3 separate regions of the Homo sapiens genome follow, and all the other regions are linked to region 2. The links are chromatin loops, found by intact Hi-C in ENCODE. Cell type or tissue: ascending aorta. All regions are shown on one strand.

Evidence for each region. Peaks named below come from ENCODE experiments on the same cell type or tissue, not always from the same donor. Only the 100,000 strongest peaks of a DNase experiment are listed, where the experiment ranks them.
Region 1: it touches region 2 in a loop (4-fold over the local background); 5 of 110 quality-filtered maps call a loop at or near these places.
Region 3: it touches region 2 in a loop (4-fold over the local background); 8 of 110 quality-filtered maps call a loop at or near these places.

The regions. Positions count from the first base shown.
Region 1 is chr18:48,160,804-48,163,303 of GRCh38, forward strand. All of the region lies in intron 3 of ZBTB7C (zinc finger and BTB domain containing 7C), which reads right to left. It overlaps ZBTB7C-AS1 (ZBTB7C antisense RNA 1), which reads left to right and starts at 1,913. Exons shown (of 5, transcript XR_001753437.2): 1 at 1,913-2,077. RefSeq lists a silencer at 833-1,032. In ascending aorta, no CTCF peak of the experiment used is centred here; DNase peaks (open chromatin) are centred at 548 and 988; H3K4me3 peaks cover 1,593 bases; H3K27ac peaks cover 2,239 bases.
Region 2 is chr18:47,929,740-47,932,239 of GRCh38, forward strand. It overlaps SMAD2 (SMAD family member 2), which reads right to left and starts at 920. Exons shown (of 11, transcript NM_005901.6): 1 at 622-920. LOC124904297 (a long non-coding RNA gene) reads right to left here. Exons shown (of 2, transcript XR_007066360.1): 2 at 2,449-2,500. RefSeq lists silencers at 349-878, 909-1,838. In ascending aorta, no CTCF peak of the experiment used is centred here; DNase peaks (open chromatin) are centred at 622 and 1,492; H3K4me3 peaks cover 2,500 bases; H3K27ac peaks cover 2,209 bases.
Region 3 is chr18:47,149,407-47,151,906 of GRCh38, forward strand. It overlaps HDHD2 (haloacid dehalogenase like hydrolase domain containing 2), which reads right to left and starts at 1,094. Exons shown (of 7, transcript NM_032124.5): 1 at 972-1,094. RefSeq lists an enhancer at 503-562. In ascending aorta, no CTCF peak of the experiment used is centred here; DNase peaks (open chromatin) are centred at 775, 1,125 and 1,583; H3K4me3 peaks cover 2,332 bases; H3K27ac peaks cover 2,115 bases.

The DNA of each region.
Region 1 (2,500 bases), 230 kb after region 2:
GTCTGAGGGGGGCCAGGTGGCCTTCTTGATGTGATATGAGGGATCCCTGAAAGGCCTCCCCTGTCCCAAATATCTGCTCCCTATCCCCCAAATCTGGGGTCCTGCATCTGGAATTCCACCATTTGAGACAAGTTTTTTTTTTTTTTTTTTCCAGTGCCGGGGGAGCAGTGGGGGGTCGTCTTTGATTGCAGACACCTTCAAGCAAAACGCACACAGCCATGAGAAGGGTGTGGTTCCCACCCTTCTAAGGTTGCCTGGGTCTTCCCTGCCTGCCAGCAGAGGCCTGGCAGCTTGTGGGCCCTGGGTGCTTGGGGCTGGAGGAGGTGGGGGGGACCCAGAAGGGACCCTAAAGGGGGCTGTGGGGGAGGGAGGGCCTCCTGGGCTGACTCAAGGTCTCCTTCACCAAGACCCAGAGGGCCTGGGGGACGGGGGCAGGGAAAGAGAAAGAGCACGTGCAAGATTTGAGTTCTCCAGGAGGGCTGGGAGTGGGAGAGTCCAGGGAAAGAGCTGGTGCCTCCCTTTGGCTAACCGATCCCTTGGAAGAGCCAGCTCAGAGAGGGGAGGAAGGGAGGGCGGGTCAGGAGACAGGGTGGGGCCGGGATGAGAGGAAACTGTAAAACCAACGGGGCGGATTCACGAAAAATTCCCGAGCGTGGTGAGGGTAGAGGGTGCTGGGCAGCACCCCAGTTCGCCGGGCCCACGCTCCTCCAGTTGCCCGGCCTGTTCAGACTGGTTCGCCCACCTTTCTCTCCCTGCCGGCCCCACTCGCCTGACCTCTGAGAAAGCAGAATCCGGGACATGAAGCAACCACAGCCGCTCCGCCCGGCCACAAGCGCCCCGGACTCCGTGCCTGCCCGCAGCCCCCTTCCTGCAGCGTTCACTCGGCTGCCCGGCCCGGCCCGGCCCGGGCGCCCCGCCCCAGCCCCGCCCCGCTCCGGAGGCCCCTCCTCTATCCCCGCCCCTTCCCGGGCGCCCCGCCCTCTCCCTCCACTCTGCGCCCCCGCGGCCTCTCTCTCCTCCTGCGGGAGCCATCGCCCTCCTCCCGGGCGCCCCTCCCCGCGGCCGCAGCCTGTTTCCCGGGCCTCTCCTCCGCATTCTCACATCGCTCCAGCTCGACCTCCCCACCCGCCCGCCTCCCCGGGAGGCCGCGGCCCGGCGCGGCACCGCCCCTGCCCACGGTTACCCGGTTACCGCCTGAGAGGCCGGCGCCTGCCCGGGCGGGCGGGACCCGCACTGACCCCGCAGGGGGCGAGGCGGGGCTGAGAGGGGCGAACGCAGAGCCAGACCCCCCGCCGCCGCAGGCCGCCCACCTCCAGGCAGGGCTTCGTGCCAGACCCGGCTGTAGTTATCAGCTGGGTGGAGGGCAGTGCCAGCTGCAGGCGTCCCCGAGGCGCAAACACCACCCCTGGCCCCAGCCTCCTTCCCTGCAGCCTTCTACCTTCTACCGGAAACAGAGCCACGGGGAGCTAAAGGAGGATCCAGCAACAGTGGAGGCAGGGACTCCACCTCAGAGGCAGGGCCGCACTGAAGCCCAGCTCACCTACCTGCTGGGTGACCTTGGGCAAGTGACTTCTCTATGCCTCAGTTGTTGCATCTGTAAAATTGAGATAGTAATAGTATTCACCTCACTGAGTGCTGCGGTTTGGTGCCTGGCACATAATAGGGACTTCATAGACAGTTGTTACTATTATTACCTCTTCCCCCACATTTGGGGTTTGGCAGAGGGATGTATTGGCTACATGGTCATTAAGGATCTGTTAAGCACCTCCTATGCACGAGGGAGATCACATGGTATGGTCCAAGAGTCTTGGAGTTAGATGTGGGGTTGAATCCTGGCCCTGTCACTTCATAGCTGTGTGTGACCTTGTAAAATTCTGTCTCCTCTCTGAGCTGAAGTTCCCCCACAGGAAAATAGGGACCGTAATGCCCATCTTCCGGGGCCAATGCTGGATTCAATGAGATAATGTACAGGGAGTGCCCAGGGCAGTTCTCAGCACACAATAGTGCCTCTCAGTAAATAAGAGACGCAGGATGGAGAGGACAGGCTCAGTTTCTGCTACAGAAGAGCTCTGGGCAGGTAAGACCTATGGGAGAAAAATGTCACTGAGGAGGATGAACGTTCATGCTCAGCATGCAGTCAGTAGGAAGGGCTGAGGGAGGGCAGGCCCTCCTGTCTAGGAGAATGAAACTGCTAAGGGTGGGATGTCAGGCACTGGTGGGGGATGTTTCCGAATGGGGCCCGTTGGTCCTCAGTGAAGCGGCAGCTACTGGGCCTGAGAAGGGATGTAGGGGCGCTGGAATGACTGATGTCAGCATCTGCTTTATTGGAGAGGCCCCAAAGATGGCTTGGCCATCTCTCTCCCATCCTGACAGGAGAAAAGAATGAAAAGGACAGTTGGAAAATGAGCCCTGAGCAAAATCTCCCCCCTTTATAATAACTGTGAATGTGGCTGGGCATGAGCATGGCCCTGGACAGTGGCTGTGTGACTCTGAAGCTGGG
Region 2 (2,500 bases):
CCCAAAGACAATATCCCCCTCCAAGAGAACAAAGTAAGTTGCAATTTTAAAAACCAAGTTTGAAATACGAGAAATCACTTCGAGGGCTTTCCAAAGGCGTGTGATAAAAACTAATAGGCTCCACCCGCAGAACAACTTTCACAAGTGAGTGAAGGATGATCACAGAGTTATCAGCTGTGTGCGTGTTTGTGAGTACACACAAGCCATGGAAAACCCGAGACTACCACTGTTAACAAAGGTTACGAGACCAAAAAAAAAAAGTGGAGGCAAAGTATTACGCGTCCCTAACAAGGCTTCCCCACAACTCCTGAAACAAGAGCTCTGGCCCTTCGGCTTTAAAAATCAGAACCACAAACTATGGAGTGTGAGAGCAGCGAGGGGAAGGGACGCAGGCAGCCCCCGCCCCCGTCAGCCTGGGCGGCAGCGCAGTGCAACCGAGCCCCGTCCCTTCCCGGCTCTCCGGCCCCGAACCCGCACGCCCGGGCCGGCGCACCCACAGCCCCCGAACTCACCACACCCCAGCCCCCACCCGCAGCGGCCATGTGACACGGCCCATCGCCCCGGCCGCGGACGCACGCAAACACTTCCCTAGCTGGAGGCCCGCGGGCGCCCAGGCTTTACCTGCAAGGTGGCGCCAGGTCCCGCCCCGTCAGATCCGGGGGGTCCGGGACCTTTTGTTCCTTCCTCTTCCGATGGGATGGAGGGGGCTGGGAGGGGAAGAGGGGAATGGGCGATTGGAGGCGGAACTGAAAACACTCCCGGCCGCCGTCTTCCCGCCCCGCCCCCAGGCCCGGGCCCGGCCGGCGGCCCGGGCGCGCGGGAGGGTAGGGGAAGAGAGGGGAGGGGAGGGGAGGAGAGGGAAGGGGAGGGGAGGGAGCCTGGCCGCCGCCCGCGGGGAAGGAGGGGGTGAGGACGCGCGCGCCCGCGCTGCCCCTCCTCCCCTCAGGCGCGCGCCCGCAGCCCTACCGGCCGCCCGCACGGCCGCGCCCTCCCCCGCCAGCCCACCTCCGCTTCCGCCCTCCGCCCTCGGCCGCCGGCCGCCGCGGCGCCACGCACCCACCTCCCGGCGGCTGGCGGGCTGCTGGCTGGCGAGCTGCTTCTCCGCCGCCGCGGCCGCGCGGGTAGACCCGCCTGCCACCCTGGGCCGCGGGCCCCGCCGATTCGCCGGCGCAGCCCCGGGGCTGGCACCCTGCCGCCCGCTGATTGGCGCCTCCAGCCGCCCGTTAGGGCGCGAGGCACGCCGGCCGAAAGCCGCGCGGGGCGGGTATGGAAGACGGAGGGAGCGGAGGAGGAAAGGAACGAGGCCGAGCACCGCGGGAAGGGCCGGGGGGCGAGCGGGGCGCGGGGAGTCGCCGGCCACCGCCTCCCCACCTCCCTTTGCCTACGGCCCGCCCCGCCTCCCGGCCGGACCGGCGGCGCCCGCAGCCAATCAGCACGAGGGAAGCTCGGGGTGTGAGCCGCGCATCGGGGGCCTCGAATCGGAAGGGAGACGTCGCTCGCTGATTGGTCCCGCCTCCCCAGTCTAGCGTGAGGCGAGGCGGGGCGCGGCCGGGCGGGGCGGGACGCCCGCGGTTTCGCTTGAGTTGGGCGCCGGCGCGCTCCCACCGGGGCTCACGGGCGGAGAGGGAGAGGCCCGCGCCTTGCCGCGCATTAAGACGATTCCCGGTGACCGCCCGATCCCTCGCCAGCGTCGTGGGTGGGGCCTGTAGGGGCCTGCCGCCTCGTCCACCGTCCGTCGTGAGGCCGGCAGCGGACACGTGCTCATCCCACGGGGAGGCCCCGCGCAGCGCGGAGGACGCGCCTGAGAGAGAAAAGGGGTTCGGGAGAAGCCCGAGGACCCGGCCCGTGACTGGGCGCGCCCTATGCAAATGAGCGGGCGGGGCCCTCGTGTTGCTGAACGAGGGCGGGTTCGCGATGTAAATAAGCCCAGAGGTGGGGTCTTTGGAGAGCACTTAGGGCCCGGGTAGGGGATGCCAGGTATAAGTGTTTAACCTAAATTTTGGTTCCGTCTTCAGTAAAAATGATATCAATAATCCATGTCCCGAAGGGTCTTTGTGAAGTCTAAAAGAAACATCTGTCACGATGTCCCTTAATGGCTGGGATATCTTCCCTTCCCCTTTTCTCCACTGTTGCGACGATTAGGCCCCAACTTGCACATCTGCCCTACAGGAGGCAGCAAGGCCCTAAACTTACGGCTGCCCAGAACATAACTGCACCCAGGGAAAACCTTGTTGCGGTTACCCTTAGGAACACCCAAGCCTCTGCTGACAAAATATTGAGCCCAACTAATCACATCAGGTGTTTACTATGCACCCACTGTGACACAGGCAGGGAGTACCGTAGAACTAAAGTTGAAAAGAAACTTAGGTTTCACACAGGTGCCAGAGACAAGACTAGAACACAGTTTTTTTTTGGCTGCCTGTCCAGTAATTCATTCTCATGTGTGGCTTAGTTTATAGATTTAATTGGGGACTTCAAATAAGCGGGAAAGAAGCACTAG
Region 3 (2,500 bases), 780 kb before region 2:
ATTCAATAAATGACGGTATTATTCAGCCACTCCCCAGTTAAAACTCTTCCAGTGACTCCCCGCTGACCTCTGGATAAAGTCTGAACAATGAACACTGGTGGACAGAGTCCTGGTTTACCCTCTCCAACACATTTGTCTCTACTAGCACCCAAGTTCCATGGTACTGCAGGCGGCCAAGAGCTCTACACTTTGCCTCCCTCGTTGCGGGACTTTTGTCTGCAACTACTCGGGCCCCTCTACACCCTCATCTCCTGGCCAATCCCTTTAGCCCTCAGTCTCTGATAACCATCACTTCCTCTGGCGTGCCTCCTCTGGGTCCAACTCCTTTTCTCCCAGAGTTAGGCTAGGAGCCACCTGTGGTCCTACTACATTTACCACTGTCCTGGTTACCAGCCCGCGCCTCTCCTACTAAACTGTTAAGCTCTGTGCATAAGGGACTGTGTTGCCTTTCCCACTGGGTTATTTAGGCGTTCAATAAAGATCGTGAATTAACTCATGAATCCCGGTGTCCACAGCTGGAAGGCCCCAACAACAAACTCTTTCAGCACCAACTCAACTTCCATCCCCCCATCTCTTGGCTGGGAAGGGGCCTCAAGACTGGTCACTGCACTCGGTTCTAAACCAAGTACCAGGGCCTTAAAAACGCCAAACTGACCAGGAGGGACGCTAGCTCCAAAATACAGCCCAAGAGCACGCTTCGAGGAATGACTGACACACTAGCTTCACGATCCGCCCCGCAGAGACCCACAGCGCGCCTCGCGCCCAGCTATGCGCACGCGCGGGGCCACTGCAAAGAGGGCGGTTCCGACGCGGAAAACAGGGAATGCGCACAGAGCAAGAGCGCACGGCCCGGCTCGAGAGGAGGGGCGGCCTGGGGGCGCCACTAGTAGTTCCCGAACCCTGTCACAAAATCTGCAGCCTCCCGGCCCCAATTGCGCTTCTTCCTCTTCAGTCCTACAGCGGCTTCTCACCCACACTCCGTACGCCGTCCTCAGGAAAGGCCCCCGCTAATGGCAAAGCCAGCCACCCGCACTGGCCGCGGGTCCTCAGCCGGGATAGACAGCCCCGCTGCTGCCCGACGGACGCCGGAAGTTGGGCCCTGGCCGCGCCGGAAGCCCCGGATTTCCCGGCTCCGCCCCACCCCTTCGCCCGGGATTTCCGCCGAGGCGGTGCAGCTACCGCGCCGTGTTGTCCTCTGTCTGCACCGCCGCTGACGGAAAGCTAGGCCCTTCTGGAGACCCGCTTTCCCAAGGGCGCGGCCTCCTGGGCCGGGATGCACGAGGAAAAATAATCCCCTGCCTTTCTTCGGTAGCTGTTTTCCAGTCCACAGCACCACTGCTGAACCGAGCGTTACTGAGTAGCGTTCTTTGCCTTCACCCCTCCCTTCCTCTACCACTTGTCCACTCTCGAGGTTTAACTAAGAAGTCATACTTTACTAGACAACCCAATCTCAGAAGTCGTCATTTCCCCCTTAGCTACTTGAATAGTACCTGGCACCTCTTGCTTCCTCCATTAACTACTCCCTCGGGCAGCGACGTCCCTCCTTTCCCTCTTCTCTCCCGATTAGAGCCACTACGGGCCGTGCCTTCCTCTTCCACGGGAGCTCTATCTTGGTACACCCAGAACCACCTCCCTCCCTAACCCGCTGCCACACTCGTGGGGGTCTCTACCTGTCTCCTCTTGATCCAGGTAAGTTATGTGGACCTGAATAATAGAGTACAGAAAAGTCACTCTTATGCACTCACTATGAAAATGACTGAACAACTTTCTGGAGCCGTGTTGACATAATAGGATACTCACTCGGGTTACACCTTATACAAGGGTTATACCCCTTGATAAAACCACTGCTCTGTCCTTGACTAGGGACCCATATATGCCACCCGTATGCCACAATCTAACACCCCCACTACCCAAGGCTGCAGTCAGCCCTGTTAGGAGCTGTGACCCATTCTGTCCCTTGGACTAGGAGCCATCTGCTTTTCCTCCCCACTGGATCTGAAGTTTTTTTGTCTTACTCATATATGCTAAGTTTAAGTTTTCTGTGTGAGGGTCTAATTGGTTGAAGGAAAAAGGATTTGGTCCTAGTTTCCCCTTATGAGCCAGCTGTCTTTGACCAGATTAAGACATCACCAAAGGATTTTAAGTGGGTAATATAAGAAGTGTATTTTTCTAAATGCTTCCTCTGCCTGCAGTATGAATAGATAGGAGAGATGCCAGAATGGGTGAGACCAGATAAGAGACCCACTGCAGGGCCACAAGAGAGATACTTGAACTAGAATGTGTGGAAACAAAGCAAAGAGGATAAATTCATAGGAGGCAAAACAGAAACTGGTGACAGATTAGATTGGGGTTAGGGAGAAGGCATCAATTATCAGGCTCCAAGACTAGGCAATTGGGTAGTGTAACTGATTTTTTTTTTTTTTTGGAGACAGGGCCTCACTCTGTCACCCAGGATGGAGTGCAGTGGCACAATCATGGCTCACTGCAGCCATGACTTCCC